2 separate regions of the Homo sapiens genome follow, and region 2 is linked to region 1. A link is a loop called in an ENCODE intact Hi-C map of the cell type or tissue named here. Cell type or tissue: OCI-LY7. All regions are shown on one strand. Links, peaks and the distances in the headings refer to the core of each region. The heading gives the core; the rest is flanking DNA. Region 1 has its middle 6.0 kb from the start of GPR61. Region 2 overlaps CELSR2 (cadherin EGF LAG seven-pass G-type receptor 2).

The links. Hi-C counts contacts between places; a loop is a spot of excess contacts. Peaks named below come from ENCODE experiments on the same cell type or tissue, not always from the same donor. Only the 100,000 strongest peaks of a DNase experiment are listed, where the experiment ranks them.
Region 2: it touches region 1 in a loop (6-fold over the local background); 65 of 110 quality-filtered maps call a loop at or near these places.

The regions. Positions count from the first base shown.
Region 1 is chr1:109,528,240-109,539,459 of GRCh38, forward strand. No RefSeq gene overlaps it. Among named protein-coding and RNA genes, the nearest start is that of GPR61, 6.0 kb to the right of the region's middle. RefSeq lists a silencer at 2,428-2,596 and an enhancer at 11,146-11,220. In OCI-LY7, for the core only: CTCF peaks have their summits at 4,382, 4,806 (motif pointing left) and 6,089; DNase peaks (open chromatin) are centred at 4,232 and 4,782; H3K4me3 peaks cover 538 bases; H3K27ac peaks cover 467 bases.
Region 2 is chr1:109,259,508-109,272,305 of GRCh38, forward strand. It overlaps CELSR2 (cadherin EGF LAG seven-pass G-type receptor 2), which reads left to right. Exons shown (of 34, transcript NM_001408.3): 3 at 1,535-1,757; 4 at 2,006-2,121; 5 at 2,301-2,389; 6 at 2,780-2,937; 7 at 3,299-3,462; 8 at 3,635-3,760; 9 at 4,104-4,270; 10 at 4,571-4,858; 11 at 4,947-5,121; 12 at 5,361-5,502; 13 at 5,684-5,804; 14 at 6,228-6,411; 15 at 6,598-6,699; 16 at 8,041-8,135; 13 more. Among named protein-coding and RNA genes, the nearest start is that of CELSR2, 16 kb to the left of the region's middle. RefSeq lists enhancers at 238-786, 1,300-1,799, 4,236-5,218 and silencers at 4,209-4,258, 5,637-5,823. In OCI-LY7, for the core only: CTCF peaks have their summits at 4,265 (motif pointing right) and 4,479; a DNase peak (open chromatin) is centred at 4,274.

The DNA.
Region 1 (11,220 bases), core at 139-8,138:
CCCTGTGAATCAGGCCTGAGGAAGTTCCAGCAATGCCAAGTTACCATTAGGCTCCTTCTGCTCTAAGCACCTCTTGGATCCAGACAGACAGATGGATCAACATCAGGCACAGCAGAGCCCAGGGGTCTCTGCTCCATGCTTTGGGTAGCAGCTGCTCCTAAACTGACAGGCTCACCCGAGAGGAGCCTACTTCTGGTGGCAGTGGTGTGCCCGATGCGCATTCTGATGGCCCCAGCTGTCTTCACTGTTCCAAGAGTCCTGAGGAAGAGAGTGCACCCTGGGCTTGTGAGGAGTGTTTGTTGGGTTTGCTGAGCATGTTAAATGAGTCAAGGGTGATCCACTAGACCTTAATCAGTGGCTTTCAGAACTTGGAGCCGAAGCCCTGTGGTGGAATGGAACCAACGCTGACTATCTGGAATTTGGGAAACCTCATCTGAAACCTGCCTCTAACCAGCTGGATGTCCCTGAGCAAATCCTTCTGCTCCCTAGGACACAGCTTCCTCATCTGTAACATGAGGAATACGCTGTGCTGCTGTAAGGGCCCTTCTGCCCTTTGTACACCTCTGGATGTATGAGTCTACCAGCTCTTCAGGGCAGGGGCTGGACCTGGGCCTGGGCCTAGAAAGAGCTCACATCTGGAATTCAGGCCTTCTGACCTCTGTGTTCTATTCACCACTGATTCTGGGAATGGAGGCCATGGTGGGAAGTCTGGGGAGCGGCCGGTGCTATGCATAGCCTGGCCTCTGTCCAGTGGGTAGGAAACTGCCCAGGAACCCAGCAGCTAGCTGGACCCAATAGGACTTCCAGTGATTGGTGCTGTTCCCATGGTGGTGCTGGAGGGTGAGGGTGCAGGGCTGGAGAGTGGAGGTAGGATGGAAGGGAGCCCGGCAGTCCCCACACCTCTCCTGGAGAGTGAAGCCTCCACCAGCGGCCTGAGGACATGTGCCCAGGACACCTTGGAGCTACATTAGAACTCAATGTGGGGCTGGGAGTGGTGGCTCACACCTGTAATCCCAGCACTTGGGGAGGCCAAGGCAGGTGGATTCCTTGAGGTCAGGAGTTCGAGACCAGCTTGGCCAACATGGCAAAACCCTATCTCTACTAAAAATATAAAAATTAGCCAGGCATGGTACCAGCTACTTGGGAGGCTGAGGCATGAGAATCGCTTAAATCTGGGAGGTGGAGGTTGCAGTGAGCCATGATTGTGCCACTGCACTCCAGCCTGGGCAACAGAACGAGACCGTCTCAAAACAACAACAACAACAACAACAACCACAACAAAACACACACACACACACACACACACACACACACGCACAAAACAACCACCACCCCCTCCAAAAACCCTCAATGTGGAATAAATGGGAGAAACACAGAGAGAACTAAAATGAAGCCCTCGATAGCAGAATCAGCCAGGCATAGCAGAGCTTAAGGCTTATTAGAGCTTGCTTTCTCCCTCTGTAAAATGAGGAGTGAGGCTCGAGCTATTTTGGAGGTCTTTTCTAGCCTTCACACTTTATAACCCTGTAAGTAAGAATCCAGCTCATTAGGTACTACTGAACTCCCCTCTGACAGCAGTCTTCTCTGCTGTCCTCCTTCTCCCTCCACACGGCAGGTCAGACCGTGTGGAGAGCCTTGCCCCTGCTCAGGTGCTGCCCAGCTAAGCTGCTGCTTGCCCAGGCCCGGGACAGGGAGCGGGAGAAAGACAGAACTATTGTCTCTTCCCTACCTCCTTCCAGTATCCCACACTCCCCAAGGGCCAGAGGATCCCCTGCCATCTCTCCACCCCACAGGAAACCAAACCCGGCAGAGCCCAGGGGCACAGAGAGGTGGGCCCAGGGCCAACAGAAACAGCTGCCTTAAGGTGTCATCTTGCCATGGGGGTGGAGAGGAGCTGCACTTTTGAGGTCCCCTCTGAGACCAGCTAGGTAATTTGAGCCTCTTTCTTGCCCTTCTTAATTCTCTGAGAGAAGGCTCCGAGGGTCCCTTCCAGCCAGGTCAGGGCCAGCCCAGAAGCCATGAGTCCATCTCTCTGGGCTCCAGGATTGAAGGAGTAGAGCTTTTGTGTGTGAACTCCAAGGAGCTCAGCTAGCGTAGCAGCGCTGGAGAGAAGCACAGCCAGAGTGCCAGAGAAGGCAGCCACTAGGCTGCTTTCCCCTAGACAGACGGGGTATTGATCCTGCTTGCACGCCACCCCCCTCTCCCCAACACTCTCCACTTCATGGCGCAGCTAATGGCCTGGAAAAAACTGGCCAGCTGTTCCCCAGCTGTGACATAATGAGCTCAGGGACGATCAATGCCGTTCCGGTCTCTAATTAGGCCAGGGAGCTGGCTGCAGCGAGAGTGCGGCCTGTTTCTTGAGGGCACCACTTCTACTCCAGTCCCCAGCTGCTGTCTGTTGGCAGCCACCTGGGCCCATGCATCTACGTACCAGAGGAGCAGACAGGGCCCTCCAGCGGCCCTTGGGAGGGTCATTTGACCCAGAGCTCCTTTTCCAGCAGCAGAAGTAGCGACTTCATACGCACATTAGGTGGGGAGCCTGGCCTGCACGTGAAGCTCAGGACTCCCTCCAGCTGCGGTAGCACCCCTCTCTCTGCCTGGGTCTGTCACTCATCCAGTGGCCTTCAACTGCAACCCTCCAACTCCCTACCCCTGAAGCCCTGCCCAGGACCCTTCCCACTACTGGTCCTGAATGCTAAGCCCAGGACTGCAAGGAAGAGGCTGGTAGCACAATTGGCTTCTAGCCCAGCCTCCCTCTGCTATTTATACCCTCAGTCCAGGGAGAGATGGATCCGATACTCAGTGTATGCACTGCAGAGGAGGAAGTGAAGATGGAGAGAGAGATGGAAAGCGAAGGGGGAAAGGTGTACACTGAGGCAAAGAAACAGAGAGGTCAAGGAGCAGAGGCCCACGGCCAAGAGGCTCCAGGACTCAGAGAGTTCTGAGAACAGGATGCAGAGAGCAGACGACAGATCAAAGAAGAGAAACCAAATAAGGGAGACAGGAAAAGTGAGAAAATGGGGCCATCAAGGAAGAAAGGAGATGAGATAGAAGAACCAGGACACACCCTGTGCTTGTGGGGGTCAGGCCCCAGGTGCTGGATCAGATGTCTGATCAGGGAAGCGGAGGTGCTGGACACACACTGTCCAGGGGCCTGGTGTGAAATTACAGGAGTTGGGAGAGAGTGCCTCAGAGGCACAGGAGCAGGGCTATGTGGGTGTGAGCAGAGGCTGGTCTGGAGGGACAGGGCTGGGCAGGACAGGCTAGGGATAGGAAGGCCAGGCAGGGATCCCCTCCTAGAACTGTGGCTGTGGGTTCCACTCTCTGTGGGTGGAGGTTCAGGTTCAGGCAGGGAGCTAGAAGCAGGTGTCAGCAATGCGGGGAGGAGAGAAGGGGACTGTTGTGGGGATTTGGGAGTAAGGAGGGCCGGAAGGGAGGGACGTCTAGGCTTCCTGCAGCCTCTACTTCAAGGAAGCTCAACATAGCTCCACGGCCTGGGACAGGGCATTCTTCAGCCAGCTTCCAGCCATCCTGCCATTCACACAATCACACAAATCAGTCAGATGGAGCCCCTGAGAGGGGTCTTCCTGAGATCCAGCTGACCCTGGTCATTCCTTTCTCAGTCTTTTCCCAGTCCTAGGACTGCACCTCTTCATGACTGTGGTTTCCAGAATAATGGCCTGGTTTGTAGAGATCAGAAATGCCCACTGCTGTTTCCTGTATCCCTCCACCCACCCAGACTGAGCCTCTGAAGCTGTCCGGGGCCTGGAGAGAGAAGCCACTCAAGGACAGCAGCTGCTGACTCAGACGCTCAAATTCTCGGGCGGAAAAGGACCTTAGAGAATGCCTAAAATCGTGGCCCAATCCCTCATTGGAAGCTGGGGCTCCGAAAAGCCGGGGCTCCGAAAAGCTGGGAGAGCAGCCCAAAGCGTACTGCCCACTAAATGTGGATGCACGCTGGACCGCCGGTTCAGGCCTCCTTCTGGGACACCAGTCGGCCCATCTCTTCCTCATAAGCTCTTAGGAGTAGGAGGGATTTTATTTAACGAGCCAGGGCCCTCTCGCCTGGTCCTCCCAGCCGACTGTGATGGTGTAAAAAGGTCAGAGTCCACAGGACCACCATAGGACCACGGTCTCCAGGAGGGAGAAGGCAGGTGGCGGTTGGGCGGGGAGAAGCCTGTCACCGGGGACTGCAGTCAACTCTTTGCAGCTCTGTGGCCAACACTGCCCCCTTGTGGTTGCTGGCTGTCAAGGCAGTCTGGGGGCCGGAAATGGAGAGGCTTGGGTCCTCTTTCCCACCCAGGACCTCACCCTCTAGGAACCCCTGCCTCGTGCGATGCTGATTTACATCCTCCAGGGATACCCCTCCAGGGGAGGCCATCCAGGAGACTGAGCTTCCACTTGCCATTCTGCAGTAGGGTCCCCAGGCATGTGGGTGAGGGCTGACCACCTCCCGGGCGCCCAGAAACCCCAGGGGCCACTCACAAGCTATCTCTGGATCCCCAAGGAGTCCCCCAGAGTTCTAGGTCTGGAAGTCTGTCCCTCCCTTCAACCAATGGGCATAAGAGTCGGGGGGTGCTATTTTTAGGTGGGGCAGGAACGCAGGGAGAGGACTTTGGAGGGAAGGAGATGTCTGGGAAAGAGGTCACAGGACCAGTATCATTGTGCTCAGTGGTGTCCAGCCTGGACAGGGAAGAGTCAGGTTCCCTTGGGCTCAGCAGGGGTTGGCTTGGCTGAGGATGAGATGGTTAGGGGCGACTGACCCAGAGACATAGAGCAGGGGTGCCCCCCAGAGTCAGACACCAGGCACTGCTGGGAGTGCTCTGTGGAGCTCTCAGTTGGGAAACCCAGCCCAGTTCTTTTTGTTTTCAGGCCAGGGCCAAAGAAGTAGGCCTTGAACTGGGCGTTCCAGGGTGGAAGGACCAGCCGATAGTCCAGATGCCATGTCCTCTCAGGACAGGCTGGACAGCTTCTTATGATATCATTACTCTATAGGGAGAATTTCCTGGCACTCAAATTACCACTCCACCTTTTCCCCTCCTCTCCGAAGAATGGACATGGTCAGTCATGAGTACCTGGGCCAAAGATCCTCAGAGCCCCACCTAAGAAACATGAGAGTCATTTGATGCTGTATCACTTCATCTGTGACCTCCCCTTTCTCCTGAGTGCACTCTGTCACACATTCACATGCACTATCTCCTTGATGACCTATATGGATTTTTATTTCTCCCTCTGGGCCTGAATGACAAGGAAAATCCCTCGTCTCTGATTCAACCCCTTGCTCTGGAACTTGTGGGTTCAGTAAATACTTATCAAAGGACCCACCAAAAGACAGGAGGCTGGGCCTGGAATCCCAGCATTTTGGGAGGCCAAGGTGGGAGGATTGCTTGAGCCCAGGAGTTTGAGACCAGCCTGGGCAACATGGCGAGACTCCCATCACTATAGGCGGGCAGATCATGAGGTCAGGAGATTGAGACTGTCCTGGCTAACATGGCGAAACCCCGTCTCTACTAAAAAAAAAAAAAAAAAAAAATTAGCCGCGTGTGGTGGTGGGCGCCTGTAGTCCCAGCTACTCGGGAGGCTGAGGCCGGGGAATGGCGTGAACCCAGGAGGTGGGGCTTGCAGTGAGCCAAGATCGTGCCAGTGCACTCCAGCCTGGGCGATAAAGCGAGACTCCGTCTCAAAAATAAAATAATAAGATAAAATAAAATAAAATAAAAATAAAAAATTAGCTGGGTGTGGTGGCACACCTGTGGTCCCAGCTACTCGGGAGGCCGAAGCAGGAGGATCACTTGAGCCTGGGAGGTCGAGACTGCAGTGAGCCATGTCTGCGCCACTGCACACTCCAGCCTGGGTTTCAGAAAGAGACTCTATCTTAAAAAAAAAAAAAAAAGATAGGAGATGGGCACATCTGTGGCCTTATGTTTCCCTGCTCAAGACATTTTGCTATGTTGACTTCTCAGTCTGGCTTCTCAGCCTGGCTTGCAGGGGGCGCAGTCCCATAAATCTACCATAAATCTACCTTTCTATTCTCACTTCTTCCCTACAGCCAGATTATTTTTCAGTCAAATTGGAGAACTCACAGTGCCCTAATATTTCCTAAACTTGCTATTTCCATATTTTTGGTAGGCCTTCTTTTTCCATCTAGACTACTGTCCTCAGCCTCTTTCAGTTACTCACAGTTAAAATCCTACTCCTCCTTTAAGACCCGTGCCACTTCCTTCATGAAGTCTTCCTAGATTTCATGAGGAAGTAAGTTCACTTTTTCCTTTGAATCTCCCCAGCAATTTCACCATCCCTTGACACTTACAGCCTGCATTGTCCCCATCCTAGACATAAGCACCAAGAAGGCAAGTCTGTATTTGTTTAATCTTTGTAACCCTCTTCCTCACTTCCTATACAGAGCTTTGCATATAGTAGTTGCTCAATAAACATGTCTTGAATGGAGTGACATAGAGCCTGCAGTTTGGGCTGCTAGGAGCTGAAGGAGGTGGGAATAGGGTGCTCCCAGGCTTCAGGAGACCATAGGAATGTACTCAAAATGGGGAGACAAGGACAGTACAGAGGTAAGTGGGGTGTCTGGGCCTTCTCAGAACCTTGCTGGGGAGGAGGAGCTGAAGAAAACAGACAGCTGGGAGGTCCTAGGGATATGGTGGGTTGAGGAAGGGCCCCAGGAACCCAAATGTGCGCCATTAATGACAAGCTGAAAAAAGGAGCAGGACTCCGGAGGCTTGGGTTCTGGTTGCACCTCCTTTACCCTCTAGCTGTGTAGCCTAGCCCTGGGCAAGTTCCCTTTCCACTCTAGGCCTGTTCATCTGTAAAATCAGGAGTTAGACACCTGACCTCCTGTGATCCTTTCAGCTTTGCTACTCTGGCCCTATGTCAAGCTTCTGAAGCAGGGTTGTGCTGAGCAGTGGGGATTTGTGTCTGCCTCCCCAGGCTTCAGCACCGGGGATGACCCCACCCAGGTCCTGGACAGTATTTCCCAGAGAAGGGGACAGAGCCCAAAGCCATGGGGAAGGAGGTACGTGGCCTGGGTAAGCTGCGTCCTGGCTTGGAGGATGTGAAAGAAGTTCCAGGGGGAGATAACTCCCCTCCAATTCAGAGCAATTAAAGTGCCAAGTTTTCAGGCCCCAGGGAAGGGTTTTGGGGAACTCCCCTTTCCATAACTGTGCTTCCCTGTCTTCTTCCTTGCCTCATCCCCATAGTATAGATCTGGGGTTTGAACCCCAGTTGCTCAACTGTGTGGCTCTGCAAAAGTCACTTAACCTCTCTAAGCCCCAGTGTCCATATCTGTAAATGGAATCATTGAGACTAACAGAGAAGATTGTGTAAGACTACTCACACGAATACGCCTAGTGCTGTGCCTACTGCCAGAGCTCCCTTCCCGAGTCTGGAAAAGGACTGTTAGGGCAGATGGCCCCCAGGCCACAGGGCAAATGACTAATTCGCTTTGCCCATGCACTGGGTGTAGGGCAGGGCCTGTGGAGGGACAGGCTGATGATGGGAAGGTTGGATGGGAAGAACATGCAGAGGATATTACCCTGATTGCTAGTGAGGAAGGGCCACTCAACCTGTAGACCTATTTATTGTGTTATTAATAAATAGGAGACCCAGGAGCTCTCTGGGACTTTTCTGTGGGGTTCCAGCATTGAGCCCCTGCTGATGGACAGGAGGTGGGCAGCATGGGAAGGGCCCTGGTCCATAGCAGGCCTGGCCTAAACATGCACTGTGGGTGTTCCTGCCACTCTTTTGAGCCTGGTTCATCCGAGGCCCCCAGTTTCTAATCTGGTTGGGAAGGATTTATTTTTGGGTCCCTGTAACCTAGCAATGGGCTCACATGACCAGTGGCAGCTGCAGGCTGAATATACCATTGGATCTCAGCTCCTGGCAGGGGGTGTAGGCCAGACAGTGGGGGAATAAAGAGAATGGAAGGGCTCTCACCTCTGCTTTCCTCTGCCTCCCTCCTCAGCCCCTTGGCCTGGCTCCCAGATGCTGGGCAGGGTGAGGTGAGTGCTTGGAAAGCAGGCATGGCTGGTGCTGGTACAGGGGGGCCCCAGGAAGCCAGGAACTGAGCTGTGGTGTGGAGGTCCCAGCTGTAAGCCTGCTGTCTGGTTGGCAGGGGCGGGGGGGTTGGGTGCCCATGCGGATGGAGGTGGATGCCAAGAGGACACAATGCCAGCAGCTTGGCGGGGGAGGCCTGGCTAGGGAGTAGGCGGCTGACAGGCAGTCTATGTTGTGGGATCTCAGGGACATCCCTGGTCGATGCTGGAATCCCAACGTTCTGCTTCTTCTCTTTGTTCCCTGTTAAATTGTTAATATTCCTGGGAAAGAACACATTAAGTTGCTATCAGTGCAAATGGGTTTATCAACCTCTTTCCTGAGAGCAGATTCTGACACAAGGCAGAGAAGGAGGGTAGTGGGTGCCACTGAGCAGGCAAGGGGCTCTAGGGAGGGGGCAGTGGCAACATAAGAAGTCTTCAATGTTTATTGAAGAAGTGGATGGATGAATGAAAGATAAACTTGATTGGCTTCCAGGTCTCATCCTGGGGCAGAAAAGGGTGGATGGGCAGACACGACCCTGTCACGAGGTGCTGGTGCACAAGGGTTGGGTAAAACTGTACCAGGGAGCAAGTCTAGGATGCAAAGATCAGTCCTCAGCAGCAAGGGCCCTGCCATGATACCAAGGGAAGGGGTGCCACTGTTGGAAACAGGGCCTGGTCCCCGTCCTGTAACAGGATTCCCTTCCTGGGTGTGTGCACAGCATAGTGAGCCATGGATCTCTTATGTGGTTTGGGGGATCACACTCAGTTTCTCCATCTTGGTCTTCTTGCCCCCTCCATTGTGCTAAGCTTTACTAAAAGGAGGGACTGGCAGGTGGGGTTGGGGGTGTGCTGTCAGTAGCTACTCCACACCCTGACTGAGATCATTTAATAAGATACAGCATAAGAAGTGCCTCCCAAAGTGGGCCTTCAAGAACTAGTAGCATTATTATTATTATTATTTATTATTATTATTTTTTGAGACAGAGTCTCACTCTTATTGCCCAGGCTGGAGTGCAATGGTGCGATCTCAGATCACTGCAACCTCCACCTCCTGGGTTCAAGCGATTCTCCTGCCTCAGCCTCCTGAGTAGCTGGGATTACAGGCATGTGTCACCATGCCTAGCTAATTTTTGTATTTTTAGTAGAGACGGGGTTTCGCCATGTTGGCCAGGCTGGTCTTGAACTCCTGATCTCAAATCATCTGCCCGCCTCAGCCTCCCAAAGTGCTGGAATTACAGGCGTGAGCCACTGTGCCCAGCCAGCATGATTATTATTATTATTTATTATTTGCCCACAGGCTAGAATAAGCAGTTCCCCCGCCGACCTCCTGAGCCAAGATGGTTCCAACAGCTGGAACATGCTGCCTCTTTGGTACTGCCTTTCCCAATAGCTCTCTGGGAGGGGCTTCAGGACACGGACGCCTTGCCTGCTGGCCACCACATGAGCTGTGATTACCTGTGCTAGCTCCCTGAAGCTGGAGAGGCAGGCTATGTTTGTTTTGCAGGCTCCCTACCACTATTAGATAAGCTTGGAAGTGAAGAATTTTGCCCATTTTCACAGACAGCCAACTCACAGGCCAAGGTCTTACCACCAACCAATAGAATGGCGCCAAACTGGAACCAAGGTTTTCTGACTCCAGTCTAGCGCTCTTTCTAAAATCCTGTTCCAGTGGGCCCAGGTCTGCTCCAGTTCTTATTGAATCCCTCGGAAGGGGCCATGCCAGTCTGGGCTGGGGCCCTGCAGGAAGAATGTGGGTGCTGAGCAGGGACAGGCTTTACCTAATCCCAGACAATCTGCTTGATGCCAAATTAATCTTGCCAACACAACAGCACAGGGCTTCCTAAAAATCACTTTGCTGTCTACAGGTTTTCAATTTGGTATTTCCATTTGAATTTCTTGTACGCAGGTATGCCTAATTTTGAGGTCTGTTTTAGGCTTTCTGGAAGGCAGTGACTACTTCTATGAAGATAGCTTTTAGGGCTGTAGTCCACAGTCTTGTGTCAGGCCACTGGAGAGGCCACGGAACGAAGGGAGAAGGAGGAGGAAATACTTGGACTTCAAACAGATCTGGGTTCAAATATCAGCTCTTGCACTTATTAGCTGTGTGATTTGGGGAAAGTCACTTCTCCTCCAGCACCCGGTTCCTCACTTATAAAATAGGGCAAGTCATGGCTGCCTCATAGATTGGTGTGGGGATCAAAGAAACTGTATGTAAAGGGCCTGGCACTCATAACAGCTCAAAAAGTGGTGGCTGGTGACAGCGGCACTTGCTGCATCGGCTCTTGGTTTGTCAGTGGCCTCTTTGTTTTTGACCTGGGGCTTGGGGCAGCCAACTTGTCCCAGTGAGGTCCTTGGGTAACTCATTGTTCTTATGGCTCTTTGGGTTGGGTCTGGTAAACAATTCCAGAATTCCCTTTTTCCTTCTTAGAGGCAGAAGGAGTCCCTAGATAGGCAAGTCTCAGGGAAGCAGGCTCTGGAGTAGGGGATCATGCCTGAATTCCCTGTTTAGACTCATGGCTCTGCCATGTGGAGCTATGTGGCTTTGAGCAATCTCTTTATCTCTCTGGGTCTCAGAAACATGGATACCTTGGCCTGTAGGATGTCCTACAGCTTTGCAATGTTAGGATTCTATCCTTGGGTATCAGTCATGTACCCGGGTAAATGATCATTTTCTTCATAGCTAGAGGGAGGCCATGCCCCTTCATTGCGTCTCTGAAGGCCCATCATGCCACAGATGGGCGATGCTCAGTGGCTGATGCTACCTAGCTCTGTCCAGTCCCACAAATCCAGATCAGTGTGAGCATTCCTGAGTCCCTGGCCCCCACTCTGTCTCCTTCAGGAAGCAGTGTTGTGGTGGTTCCCATGGTGGCTCGGGGGGATGTTAGATCCTCCCGCCCCCTCCCTGCCAATCTCCATCAGCCCTCACAGCCCCAGTTCCAATAAACATACAATCTAAGCAAATAATAATAATGTGCTTTTGGGAGGCAAGGGCAGGGTTAAGACAAAGCCTTCAGCTGCCCTTCAAACCTGAGTGCTGCTCCTAAACCTGTCCCCCATACGCATTAGGCAGCTTCCAAAGGGGCCAAACCTTGGACCATCCCCTGGAGCCTCAGCCGCCTCCCTGGCCTAAGCCTTGGGGCCCTGGGTCTGCGCTGACCTGCCTGCATCAGCACCT
Region 2 (12,798 bases), core at 627-8,626, 270 kb before region 1:
AGGTGTTGGCCTTGATTTAAGGGAACGCTGAGATTGGGTGACTTGCTCCTGGTCTCATCACACCCGGTTTAGAGGTGAGGCTGGGCCTAGAACCTGGTCTCTCCCCCACTGAGCGAGTTCCTTTTCTGAGCTGCAGCAAGTACTTTTCTCCCCAGGCATTAAGGGGAAGACACAGAAGAGCTGGGGGAACTGGAGGGGGTTGAGTTCTGAGATGGGGTGCTCCAGAAAACCATTGCACCTGTATGGGCCTGGGCAGAATGGCTCCGCCTCCGCCCAGCTGCTGGTAAAAGAGGATCCTGGCTAGGCGGCTTCCCTGTTGGCCTGTCAGCCAAGGTCTTTACACATCCTGCTCCCTGGGATGCTCACTGTCTCTGCTCTATGCTCCTGACCCCTCCCTTCAGGCTCCTGTGTCTTCTCAGGACACCCCCTGCTCCCCTTCCCTGTGGGCCTTTCCTTCCTAGATGCCCAGGCCCTGCTCCTTGTCCTCCAGGGCCATGCCCACTGGCTCTGCCAGCAGCCATAGGCAGGCCCCACTCCTTCCCCGCTGCATCTTCCTGCCCAGAACTTGCCAGACTTGACTTCTCTCTGCTGCTGCTAGGGGTGGGGGGAAGGGGAGGGACGGGCTTGGGGGAGGGGAGAGAAGTCTTTGTCCAGGAGGATGGTGGGGGGGGTTGGGAGGGGGGGGGTTAGAGCAGGCGAACAACAGTTTCCATGGAAACAAGAGCCAGTCACTAGGCACAGGAGCTGAGAACCTATCTCTAGAATCTGGGAATGGGGAGGGAGAGAAGGGTGGATTTTCCCATCTGATGTTGGAGTTTTCAGCTCCTCTGTTGAATTCTTGTCTGCTCTCAGGGCTCAGTTTCCCACTCTCAGCATGTCCCAGGTGCACAGAGGTCCTTAGTCTGGACCGCAGGGCTCAAGGTGGGAGTCCTCTGCCCCATTCCTGGGGGCTCCCCAGCTTCTCTCTCATACTCTTCCATAACCCAGACAAATCTAAGTGGAAGCCTGGTCCCATCCCCAGGGAGGGAAACTGATCTCAGTGCCTGAGAGGGACAAAAGCACCAGTGGGAAGGAGGGAGGAGGGAGGCTCCCAGCCCTCCCGCTGTCCTGCAGGCCCATCTGCTTGTGCACATTTACCCTCTTGGGGGCCAGGACACCCCCAGGTGTGCTTGGTAGTGTGACATCGAAGGCTCCCGGGATCCGGGCCTTACAACCAAGTGTCCCAGCAGGCCTGTGCTTATGAAACCCAAATGGGGTAGGGAAGGTGCTGGGGACTCCGAGGAACTTGCAGGGGAGCAGTGCGTGGAGCTGTGGCGAGAGCGGCTCAGTGAGCCAAACAGGGTGCCCATGAAGGGCTGGGGACCATAGGTCTCAGAGAAGATGGCACACGAGAGGAAGTGGGGATGCCTGGGAGGTTTGGGGAGTATTACGAGGGTCACGGGAGGCCATGGGAGCTATCACTGGGTTGTGGGGGGTCTCAGTTCCCCTCCTGTCCTCAGGTACTTGGTACTCACCTGCCTTTCCTCTTGTCCAGGTGAGCACTGTGAGGTGAGTGCTCGCTCAGGCCGTTGCACCCCGGGTGTCTGCAAGAATGGGGGCACCTGTGTCAACCTGCTGGTGGGCGGTTTCAAGTGCGATTGCCCATCTGGAGACTTCGAGAAGCCCTACTGCCAGGTGACCACGCGCAGCTTCCCCGCCCACTCCTTCATCACCTTTCGCGGCCTGCGCCAGCGTTTCCACTTCACCCTGGCCCTCTCGTGAGTGGCTGGGCACTGGGGGTGGGGAGTGGGCCTGGTGGGCATCTGAGGTGCCTCCTGTTCTGTGGTTGAAGTAAGAGGTCAGGCAGTGAAAGCGTGGAGCAGGCTGCCGGCAGAGCCAGGTCTGCTCTTGGAGTTGCCTGTGGTTCTGCCAGCAGATCTCCCTCCCCTGCGCTGGTTAGGTGGCGGGGGTGCTGGCATCCAGGTGGGTACCCCATTCCCTGCCCCCATCCCCAACTCCTGTTCAGGTTTGCCACAAAGGAGCGCGACGGGTTGCTGTTGTACAATGGGCGTTTCAATGAGAAGCATGACTTTGTGGCCCTCGAGGTGATCCAGGAGCAGGTCCAGCTCACCTTCTCTGCAGGTGATCACAGTTGCCCCCCATCCTTGCCCATCTTCCAAAGGCCCCAAGTCTTCCAGCCCCTGACCCCAAGCCACATACTCTATCAGCCAAATCTGGGCCCAGCCCCAGCCACTGGCACCCCAAACCCTGCCATTCCTAGCCCTCGTCAGGCATTCCAGCTCACCTGGTCCTTTCCCCAGGGGAGTCAACCACCACGGTGTCCCCATTCGTGCCCGGAGGAGTCAGTGATGGCCAGTGGCATACGGTGCAGCTGAAATACTACAATAAGGTGGGTGTGGAGGGCACAGAGGGTTGGGGGTTCTGTTCTTGCCTCAGGTGCTTACCCAGCCCTGAGTGGCATTGCCTCCAGGCTTGGGTGGGCTGGTCAGGGCATTTCTGGCTGAGAGGAAGGGAGCGGCTGGGAAGGTGCCACCTTGCTGGGCATTCCCACCCCACTGGGCACTGCTCGATGCTCTCTGTTCCACTAGGCAGCCGCAAACTTGGACACTGAGGAAGGTAGTTACATGCATAAACCACGTGAGCACACGTGTGTGTATATGCATGTGTGTACGTGTGTCTGGGCATGTGGGTGCACACAGAGGCACCCAGTGTGTGCTGGCCATGAACCTAGTGGGCTCTGTACTCAGTGTCCCCCTTCTCTGCTCTTTCCTGTCCACAGCCACTGTTGGGTCAGACAGGGCTCCCACAGGGCCCATCAGAGCAGAAGGTGGCTGTGGTGACCGTGGATGGCTGTGACACAGGAGTGGCCTTGCGCTTCGGATCTGTCCTGGGCAACTACTCCTGTGCTGCCCAGGGCACCCAGGGTGGCAGCAAGAAGTGAGCAGGGGAAAGGGCCAGGGATGGGGTGAAGTGAGGGCAGGGCCAGGCAGGGAGGGAAGGTGGAGAGGGTGGGCTTTTGGGGTCTCTCTCCCTTTGCCTCTCTTAGCCCCTGCTCAGCCCTGGGGATGGGGTCAAGACTGGGGAATCAGAGCAAGGCCCTGTGGGGCAGTCTGGGGAGGGGGCTGAGTGTTCGACAAGAACAGTTCCAGGTAGGGGTGACGCCCTTCCTGAGCACTGCTCTGCAGGGCCTCTTGGACACCTGCCTACGCCGTTCGTGTCTCTGGCCTGGCGGCAGAGCGAGCGGAGGACCAGAAGCTCCCAGCCCTCCCTTGTGCCGCCACCATCTTTGCTCCCCCAGGTCTCTGGATCTGACGGGGCCCCTGCTACTAGGCGGGGTGCCTGACCTGCCCGAGAGCTTCCCAGTCCGAATGCGGCAGTTCGTGGGCTGCATGCGGAACCTGCAGGTGGACAGCCGGCACATAGACATGGCTGACTTCATTGCCAACAATGGCACCGTGCCTGGTATGGGGGCCCGGGGTGGAGCCAGGCTGGGATCCCAGTGCTGAGAGGAGGGGCTGTGCCTGGTGTGAGGATGCCAGAATGGAGGGTCTCAGAGGCCTCTCTAACTGCTGCCACAGGCTTTCTCTTTAGAGCCCCAGCTCAGGTCCACTGAGCTGCCTTCTCTCCATTCCAGGCTGCCCTGCCAAGAAGAACGTGTGTGACAGCAACACTTGCCACAATGGGGGCACTTGCGTGAACCAGTGGGACGCGTTCAGCTGCGAGTGCCCCCTGGGCTTTGGGGGCAAGAGCTGCGCCCAGGGTAGGAGGGGCGGCTGTTAGAGGCCACAGCCTGGGTGCCATCAACAGTCTGGGAACTGGCAGGGTTGGGGCAGGCACTGGGCAGGGCTCTGCTGAGCGGGGCTGTGGGTGGAAAAGCGTGTCTGGGCAGAGCCCTGAAAGGGCAACACAGGAGACAAAGGGGCCAGTCAGAGGCAGGCCTGGGCACAGCGTGGGGCGGTCCCAGGGCAGGTACGCACTTTGGAGGGCGGGGCTGATGAGGGGAGTGGGCTCTGCCTCCCGTGCAGCCGCCACCGCTGAGCATCACAGCCCCAGGGCCCTCTGAGGCTCCACCCGTCACAGTCTGCCTTTTCCTGCCTCCCCAGAAATGGCCAATCCACAGCACTTCCTGGGCAGCAGCCTGGTGGCCTGGCATGGCCTCTCGCTGCCCATCTCCCAACCCTGGTACCTCAGCCTCATGTTCCGCACGCGCCAGGCCGACGGTGTCCTGCTGCAGGCCATCACCAGGGGGCGCAGCACCATCACCCTACAGGTGATGCATGGAAGGGCGGCTGGCCCTGGCCTGGCCATAGGGCCCTGGTAGCCTCTAGGCGGCTGGACAGAAGTGGCTGGGCAGGTCCTGGGCAGGGGTGGGGACATATAGAGGCCGCTGGATCCGTTGGGAAGGTCAATGCTGCCACCTGTTGGGCCTGAGGGAAATAAATACGCTTTCCTCTCTATGGCCTCAGCTGGGCAGCGGGATGGGTTTGATGGTCCAGAAAGGGGAACTGTGAGCTGGAGAACAGTGATTAAGGCCGTCTGCTGACCCTGTTTTCTTTCCTCCTGGTGTCAGCTACGAGAGGGCCACGTGATGCTGAGCGTGGAGGGCACAGGGCTTCAGGCCTCCTCTCTCCGTCTGGAGCCAGGCCGGGCCAATGACGGTGACTGGCACCATGCACAGCTGGCACTGGGAGCCAGCGGGGGGCCCGGCCATGCCATTCTGTCCTTCGATTATGGGCAGCAGAGAGCAGAGGGCAACCTGGGCCCCCGGCTGCATGGTCTGCACCTGAGCAACATAACAGTGGGCGGAATACCTGGGCCAGCCGGCGGTGTGGCCCGTGGCTTTCGGGGCTGTTTGCAGGTGAGTGTCCTGCCCTGCCCTCCCATCCCCTCCCCCACCACCTGCAGCCCCGCTCCACTGAGGGCAACACTGCTCCTGTCCCTCCCAGGGTGTGCGGGTGAGCGATACGCCGGAGGGGGTTAACAGCCTGGATCCCAGCCATGGGGAGAGCATCAACGTGGAGCAAGGCTGTAGCCTGCCTGACCCTTGTGACTCAAACCCGTGTCCTGCTAACAGCTATTGCAGCAACGACTGGGACAGCTATTCCTGCAGCTGTGATCCAGGTATGCTAAGGATCCAGGGCAACGGGCAGGTTATCAGGTGCCTGGGGCCACATGCTGGCTCTGCTGTGTGACCTGGGGCATGGGGCATCACACCACCTCTCTGAGTCTTAGTTGCCTACACAACAAAGCCATAGCCAGCTGATAGGATGCTATGTGGAAAGAAACAGATGAAGGGTTTGATGGAAGATGGTGCCAGGGGAGGGTGGGGGAATGAGCCTCTCTGGTCCTTCTGGTCCCAGGTTACTATGGTGACAACTGTACTAATGTGTGTGACCTGAACCCGTGTGAGCACCAGTCTGTGTGTACCCGCAAGCCCAGTGCCCCCCATGGCTATACCTGCGAGTGTCCCCCAAATTACCTTGGGCCATACTGTGAGACCAGGTAAGCAGACCAGGGCATGTGGCAGCAGGTCCCAGTGGCTGCTGCTTCTCTCTGGTGTGTCCCTCAGAGCCCCGAAAGCCTGGCTGATCCACAGCCAGGGTCAGAAGGGCCACATAGGGCTCACCTAGGTTAGGTGGGAGTGGCAGGGGGAGCTCATGCCTACCTGGGTCCCTCTCTGCAGGATTGACCAGCCTTGTCCCCGTGGCTGGTGGGGACATCCCACATGTGGCCCATGCAACTGTGATGTCAGCAAAGGCTTTGACCCAGACTGCAACAAGACAAGCGGCGAGTGCCACTGCAAGGTGACAGCCCCAAGCAAGCCTCCACTGTGGCCACTTGGGCCTCTGTCCACATCTCCTGGGCCCTAGAGGGCAGGCTGTAGGGATGGGTCTTCCTGTAGAGCTGAGGGCCTTGTGCCTTTGCTCTCACAGGCAGGGCAGTTGGCTGCTTACCTTCGTGTGTCTGAGGCGCAGGGGGACCCTGGGCCAATGTGTAACCCATGAGCTCTGGCCTGGTGTGGTGGTGGTTTGCAGCCTGTTCTGATTCTGTGACATCTCGCTGATGGGCTCAACTCCAAAGCATTGCTAGTGTTAATTATTTTGAATACTGCTCCTGAGGGGACCTGAGGTCGGGACCCTCTCCACAGGGGCCACAGCTGAGAAGGACCCATGAGCATCCTGGGAAGAGAGCCTGGCCAGTGACACCGTTCTTCCCTCCTTTCTCAGGAGAACCACTACCGGCCCCCAGGCAGCCCCACCTGCCTCTTGTGTGACTGCTACCCCACAGGCTCCTTGTCCAGAGTCTGTGACCCTGAGGATGGCCAGTGTCCATGCAAGCCAGGTGTCATCGGGCGTCAGTGTGACCGCTGTGACAACCCTTTTGCTGAGGTCACCACCAATGGCTGTGAAGGTGGGGCTCCTGGGATGGGTGGGCAGCCCTCCTTACAGTGTGCTAGGCACCTGCACCCCAGGAAAGCCAGGAAGGGGCTGGTTGCAGGCCTGGGGAGGCCTGGGGAGGCCTAGGGAGGGCTGGGGAGCCTGGGCAGGACAGCAGAGGGAGAGCTGCTCCTGGGTGACCATGTGCTCTTCCCCGCAGTGAATTATGACAGCTGCCCACGAGCGATTGAGGCTGGGATCTGGTGGCCCCGTACCCGCTTCGGGCTGCCTGCTGCTGCTCCCTGTCCCAAAGGCTCCTTTGGTAGGTGTTGGAGGCCCCGATGTGATGTCGAGGACATGGCCTCTGCTGTTAGTGGGATGAGGGCAGGAAGCTCCTGGCTGAAGATCCGGGGACCCCACTTTCTGGCCTCCAGGTCCTGGGATTTCATTTCCCATCTTCCTTGGTTCACATTCCCCCTTCCCCATGTTGCCCAGGTGTGCCTACATCTTGGACTGTTTTGTTTTGTTTTGGTTTGGTTTTTTTTCTGGGACAGAGTCTGTCACTGTCACCCAGGCTGGTGTGCAGTGGCGTGATCTCCGCTCGCTGCAACCTCTGCCTCCCAGGTTCAAGCAATTTTCCTGCCTAAGCCTCTGGCCGCCACCACACCTGGCTAATTTTTTTTTTTTTTTTTTTTTTTTTGTATTTTTAGTAGAGACAGGGTTTCACCATGTTGGCCAGTCTGGTCTCGAACTCCTGACCTCATGATCCGCCTGCCTCGGCCTCCCAAAGTGCTGGGATTACAGGCGTGAGCCACTGCACCCCACCACATTTTGGACTTTTTTTTTTTTTTTTTGAGACGGAGTCTCGCTCTGTCATCAGGCTACAATGCAGTGGCATGATCTCGGCTCTCTGCAACCTCCACCTCACAGGTTCAAGCGATTCTCCTACCTCAGCCTTCCGAGTAGCTGGTACTACAGGCGTGTGCTACCATGCCCAGCTAATTTTTTATATTTTTTTAGTAGAGACAGGGTTTCACCATGTTGGCCAGGATGGTCTCGATCTCTTGACCTTGTGATCAGCCCGCCTCGGCCTCCCAAAGTGCCGAGATTACAGGCGTGAGCCACCGTGCCCAGCCCACATCTTGGACTCTTAACAAAAATGCTGAAAAACCTGCACTGTGCTTGGCATAGGGCTGTGCTAGAGATTCAAAGATGAATCATGCAGGGTTCCAATCGTCAGCTCACCACCGAGTCCTGGAGTTACGCCACCACAAAGGCAGACAGTCTGGGGAGTAGGGGGTGTTGGCTGCTGACCCAGGACACCCAGCCCAGGATGGGGGCTGGCGCTGGTCCTGGACTGGCAATGAGCAGGTTCATAGGCAGGAAGTGGCGGAGAGCACAAAGTGGTGGCTGGAGACAGGCAGGATGGGGGCTCAAGGAGGTCGTATGCCCTGTTCCCCTAGAGCCCATGTGTGGACTGATCTTGCGGAGATTTTTGGCCCTGGTGTTCTACATACCTGTCTTCCTGTTTCACCAGGGCCCTTGTTTGCTAGTTACTGTCCCCGGCCCATGAGGTGCTGGCCTCCAGCAGAACCTCTCAGCCAGTCTCAGGGGCTTCCTGTGTGTCTCCCTGAGGCCGGCCCTTTTGGCTTCCTTCCCCCAGGGACTGCTGTGCGCCACTGTGATGAGCACAGGGGGTGGCTCCCCCCAAACCTCTTCAACTGCACGTCCATCACCTTCTCAGAACTGAAGGGCTTCGTAAGTGAACCCCCTCATCTCCATCTTTTCCCTGTCCTTCGTCCTGAGTCTCACTTGCCCCCACTCCCATCTTTGAGAACGGGGCTTCTGGAATTCCAGCCTGTGTGTTCCTGGGCTCCCAGCTGGAGAGGCCGTCTCTCACCTCCTGAGGTCCTTTTGCTCCAGAGTTCCTGCCCTCACTCCTGCTCCTCCGCTCCGTCCTGTCTAGGCTGAGCGGCTACAGCGGAATGAGTCAGGCCTAGACTCAGGGCGCTCCCAGCAGCTAGCCCTGCTCCTGCGCAACGCCACGCAGCACACAGCTGGCTACTTCGGCAGCGACGTCAAGGTGGCCTACCAGCTGGCCACGCGGCTGCTGGCCCACGAGAGCACCCAGCGGGGCTTTGGGCTGTCTGCCACACAGGACGTGCACTTCACTGAGGTGGGGCTTGGAGGATGCAGGGCTGGCTGGTTAGATAGGGGTCATGGTGAGTGAGCCTGCTCATGGCAACCTGGGGGGCAGAGGGGGCCCTCCCATCCCACCTACAAGGAGCTCCCTGCTGGCAGGAGGCCTCCATGAAACCCTGTGACCCCTGGCCCAGCCCTCTTCCCAACCCTTCTCATAGTAACATATGTGTGTTGGGGCATGGTCTGACCCAGAGCAGAGGCCTGCCTGTGGTACCATGGGCTGGGAGGAAGCAGTATCTCAGGACATGTGTGTGGGTCCAGGCACAGGGCTGGGAAGCTCTTATGTAGAGAATGAGGAGGAGGGCTTAGGGGCAGAGCATCCAGTGACCTGAGTGGGCAGTGCGGTCCAGGAGCATTTCAGGGGAGGCAACAGTGAGCACAGAGGGAGGGGCCTGGTGGGGAGCAGGGACTGGCCCGGGCACAGGCCGGGGCTCCATGGTGGGGATGTCAGGTGTGGGTTGTGAGCACACCCACCGTGACCTTGCCCACCCCAGAATCTGCTGCGGGTGGGCAGCGCCCTCCTGGACACAGCCAACAAGCGGCACTGGGAGCTGATCCAGCAGACAGAGGGTGGCACCGCCTGGCTGCTCCAGCACTATGAGGCCTACGCCAGTGCCCTGGCCCAGAACATGCGGCACACCTACCTAAGCCCCTTCACCATCGTCACGCCCAACATTGGTAAGGCTGGTGCCTGGGTTGGGGAGGGGTTTGTGGAGGGAGTCCCCGACAAGAGCGGCTGTGCTGGGGTCCTGCCTGCCTCACAGGTCCGATCTGTGACCATCCCCTTCCTTAGTCATCTCCGTAGTGCGCTTGGACAAAGGGAACTTTGCTGGGGCCAAGCTGCCCCGCTACGAGGCCCTGCGTGGGGAGCAGCCCCCGGACCTTGAGACAACAGTCATTCTGCCTGAGTCTGTCTTCAGAGGTCAGTGGTGGCCATGGATTGAGTTGGGAGCTGGACCCCAGTGTCTGTGCAGACTCCACAGAGAGCAGGGCCCAGCTAAGTGTGACAGTGTCCCCTCCCAGAGACGCCCCCCGTGGTCAGGCCCGCAGGCCCCGGAGAGGCCCAGGAGCCAGAGGAGCTGGCACGGCGACAGCGACGGCACCCGGAGCTGAGCCAGGGTGAGGCTGTGGCCAGCGTCATCATCTACCGCACCCTGGCCGGGCTACTGCCTCATAACTATGACCCTGACAAGCGCAGCTTGAGGTCAGCAGCTAGGGGACAGGTGTGGGTAGGGGTATGGGTCGGGCGGTGAGTGCTGAGGCATGGAGGGGGTCGGGGGCGTCTCCCCAGTCATGTGACTGCCGTGGTGACTGTGCACCTGACTGCCCCACATCAGAGTCCCCAAACGCCCGATCATCAACACACCCGTGGTGAGCATCAGCGTCCATGATGATGAGGAGCTTCTGCCCCGGGCCCTGGACAAACCCGTCACGGTGCAGTTCCGCCTGCTGGAGACAGAGGAGCGGACCAAGCCCATCTGTGTCTTCTGGAACCATTCAATCCTGTGAGCCTGCACTGCCCTCGCCCCCTCAGGCTTCGGGCTGAAAGTCCAGGCCCCTGCATGCCTCACCCTCCTTGTCTCCCTGACCCTGCCTTCCTCACACAGGGTCAGTGGCACAGGTGGCTGGTCGGCCAGAGGCTGTGAAGTCGTCTTCCGCAATGAGAGCCACGTCAGCTGCCAGTGCAACCACATGACGAGCTTCGCTGTGCTCATGGACGTTTCTCGGCGGGAGGTCGGGCCCACAGGGGCAGCTGCAGAGCCGTGGGTGGGCACCCAGGGCACGGGGCTGGGTGCTCAGGTCCTGCCCTTCCTAATTCCCTGGCCCCCTGCCACCTACTCTGCAGAATGGGGAGATCCTGCCACTGAAGACACTGACATACGTGGCTCTAGGTGTCACCTTGGCTGCCCTTCTGCTCACCTTCTTCTTCCTCACTCTCTTGCGTATCCTGCGCTCCAACCAACACGGCATCCGACGTAACCTGACAGCTGCCCTGGGCCTGGCTCAGCTGGTCTTCCTCCTGGGAATCAACCAGGCTGACCTCCCTGTAAGATGCTCCTACTGCCCAGAAACTGTCCCCACCTTCTCAGGCCGCCTCCCCAGCCCCCACTGGCAACCCCTGCTCCTGCACCATGAACTCTAATAAGGTGCCTAGTGCAGCACCTGGCCCAGGGTTTCCTCTTCTGTGGCTCCCCCGGGATCCCCCAGCACCTGCCTCTGGCCCAGGCTTCCCTGGAAGCAGTTCCCAACACCCAGGCCCTCCTCCATGCCTGACCCGAAGCAGAGCCTGTGCTCTGGGCGGGCCCCGGTCGCTGACCTGCCCTGGCCTGGGCCCTCAGTTTGCCTGCACAGTCATTGCCATCCTGCTGCACTTCCTGTACCTCTGCACCTTTTCCTGGGCTCTGCTGGAGGCCTTGCACCTGTACCGGGCACTCACTGAGGTGCGCGATGTCAACACCGGCCCCATGCGCTTCTACTACATGCTGGGCTGGGGCGTGCCTGCCTTCATCACAGGTACTCCCACCCATTCCCAGTCTTGGGGTCCCACATCCCTGGGTCCACCTTTGTGCCATGTTCTCTCCACCCACATACAGGCCCTGAGGCCCCACATCCCCATGCCCCAGGCCGCCTTATTCACAGGTGTCCCTCTGGTTTAACCCAGACTCTGCAGCCGCCACCCAGGCGTCACTCCCTTATCCTGGGGAGATCGGTAGGGGCCGATGGTGGGCAGAACCCTTTTCCATGCTTCATGCCTGGCCCTGTGAGCCCACCTGCCCGCAGCCCTACTTCCCAGGCCCCTCATCACCCCTCCACTGCTCCCGTCTGTCTCCATGCTCCAGGGCTAGCCGTGGGCCTGGACCCCGAGGGCTACGGGAACCCTGACTTCTGCTGGCTCTCCATCTATGACACGCTCATCTGGAGTTTTGCTGGCCCGGTGGCCTTTGCCGTCTCGGTGAGTGCTAGCAGGTGGGTTGGGTGTCACCTGTGGCCCTCCTTTGCTGTCCTCCTGCTGCTGGGGCCGCGTGTCCTCAGGACTCCCTTTAGGAACAGCTGAGGCCACGGGGCCCTGTGGGCTGGGTGGAAGCTGTTTGTCCCCACTGAGCACCCCATGCCCTCTGCCCCTGCCTAGATGAGTGTCTTCCTGTACATCCTGGCGGCCCGGGCCTCCTGTGCTGCCCAGCGGCAGGGCTTTGAGAAGAAAGGTCCTGTGTGAGTATAGGGTTGGGGTGCCTGGGCCATGGGCAGGCACCAGCATGGGAGGTCTCATGGCCGGACTCATGGCCTGTCCCTATCCCCAGCTCGGGCCTGCAGCCCTCCTTCGCCGTCCTCCTGCTGCTGAGCGCCACGTGGCTGCTGGCACTGCTCTCTGTCAACAGCGACACCCTCCTCTTCCACTACCTCTTTGCTACCTGCAATTGCATCCAGGTACCTGGCCCAGCCTGTGGAGAAGGGAGGCACCTGGGCTGTGGATGCCTGAATATGCACAGACCGTTGCTGCCTCTTGCCTGCCAGGGCCCCTTCATCTTCCTCTCCTATGTGGTGCTTAGCAAGGAGGTCCGGAAAGCACTCAAGCTTGCCTGCAGCCGCAAGCCCAGCCCTGACCCTGCTCTGACCACCAAGTCCACCCTGACCTCGGTGAGGGAGCCAGGGGTCTCAGGAGGGCGGTGAAGGGAGGGAGAGGCAGGAGGCCCAGTGAGCCTGTACTTTTGGCCCCACTCCCCTTTCTCTTTTCTCCATCCCTTCCTGGAAGGTGGAAGGGGAGGTGAAATGCTGTGTTCGGCCTGGGGAGGAGATGTTGGAAAGGGTGTGTAGGATTTTGACTTGAGGGAGATGGGGCTGAGACAGATAATCAGGTAATAAGTGCCTTGCACCTGAGAATCTCTCATGAATTTTAGTAAATTTTCTGTCTCCCAAGGTGCTCTCAGGAGACAATTTCTGGTCTCATCTTTTACAGAGCCATTATATAGTGAGTCCAGGATCCCTGGGGGCATGCAGGGGTAGCACAGCTGTGGCAGAGCTGTGACCACTGCCAGGCCTCAATATGGGGACAGCGGAGAAGCAGGGCCCTCTCTTTCAGACCTGAGCATGTGGAAGGTGGAACTTAGGGCAAGTTCCCTCCACCCTCCTTCTTCCCAGCCTGGGGCCAGCCATCCCACTCCCCACTTACTGACCTCTCTGTTCCCTGCCTAGTCCTACAACTGCCCCAGCCCCTACGCAG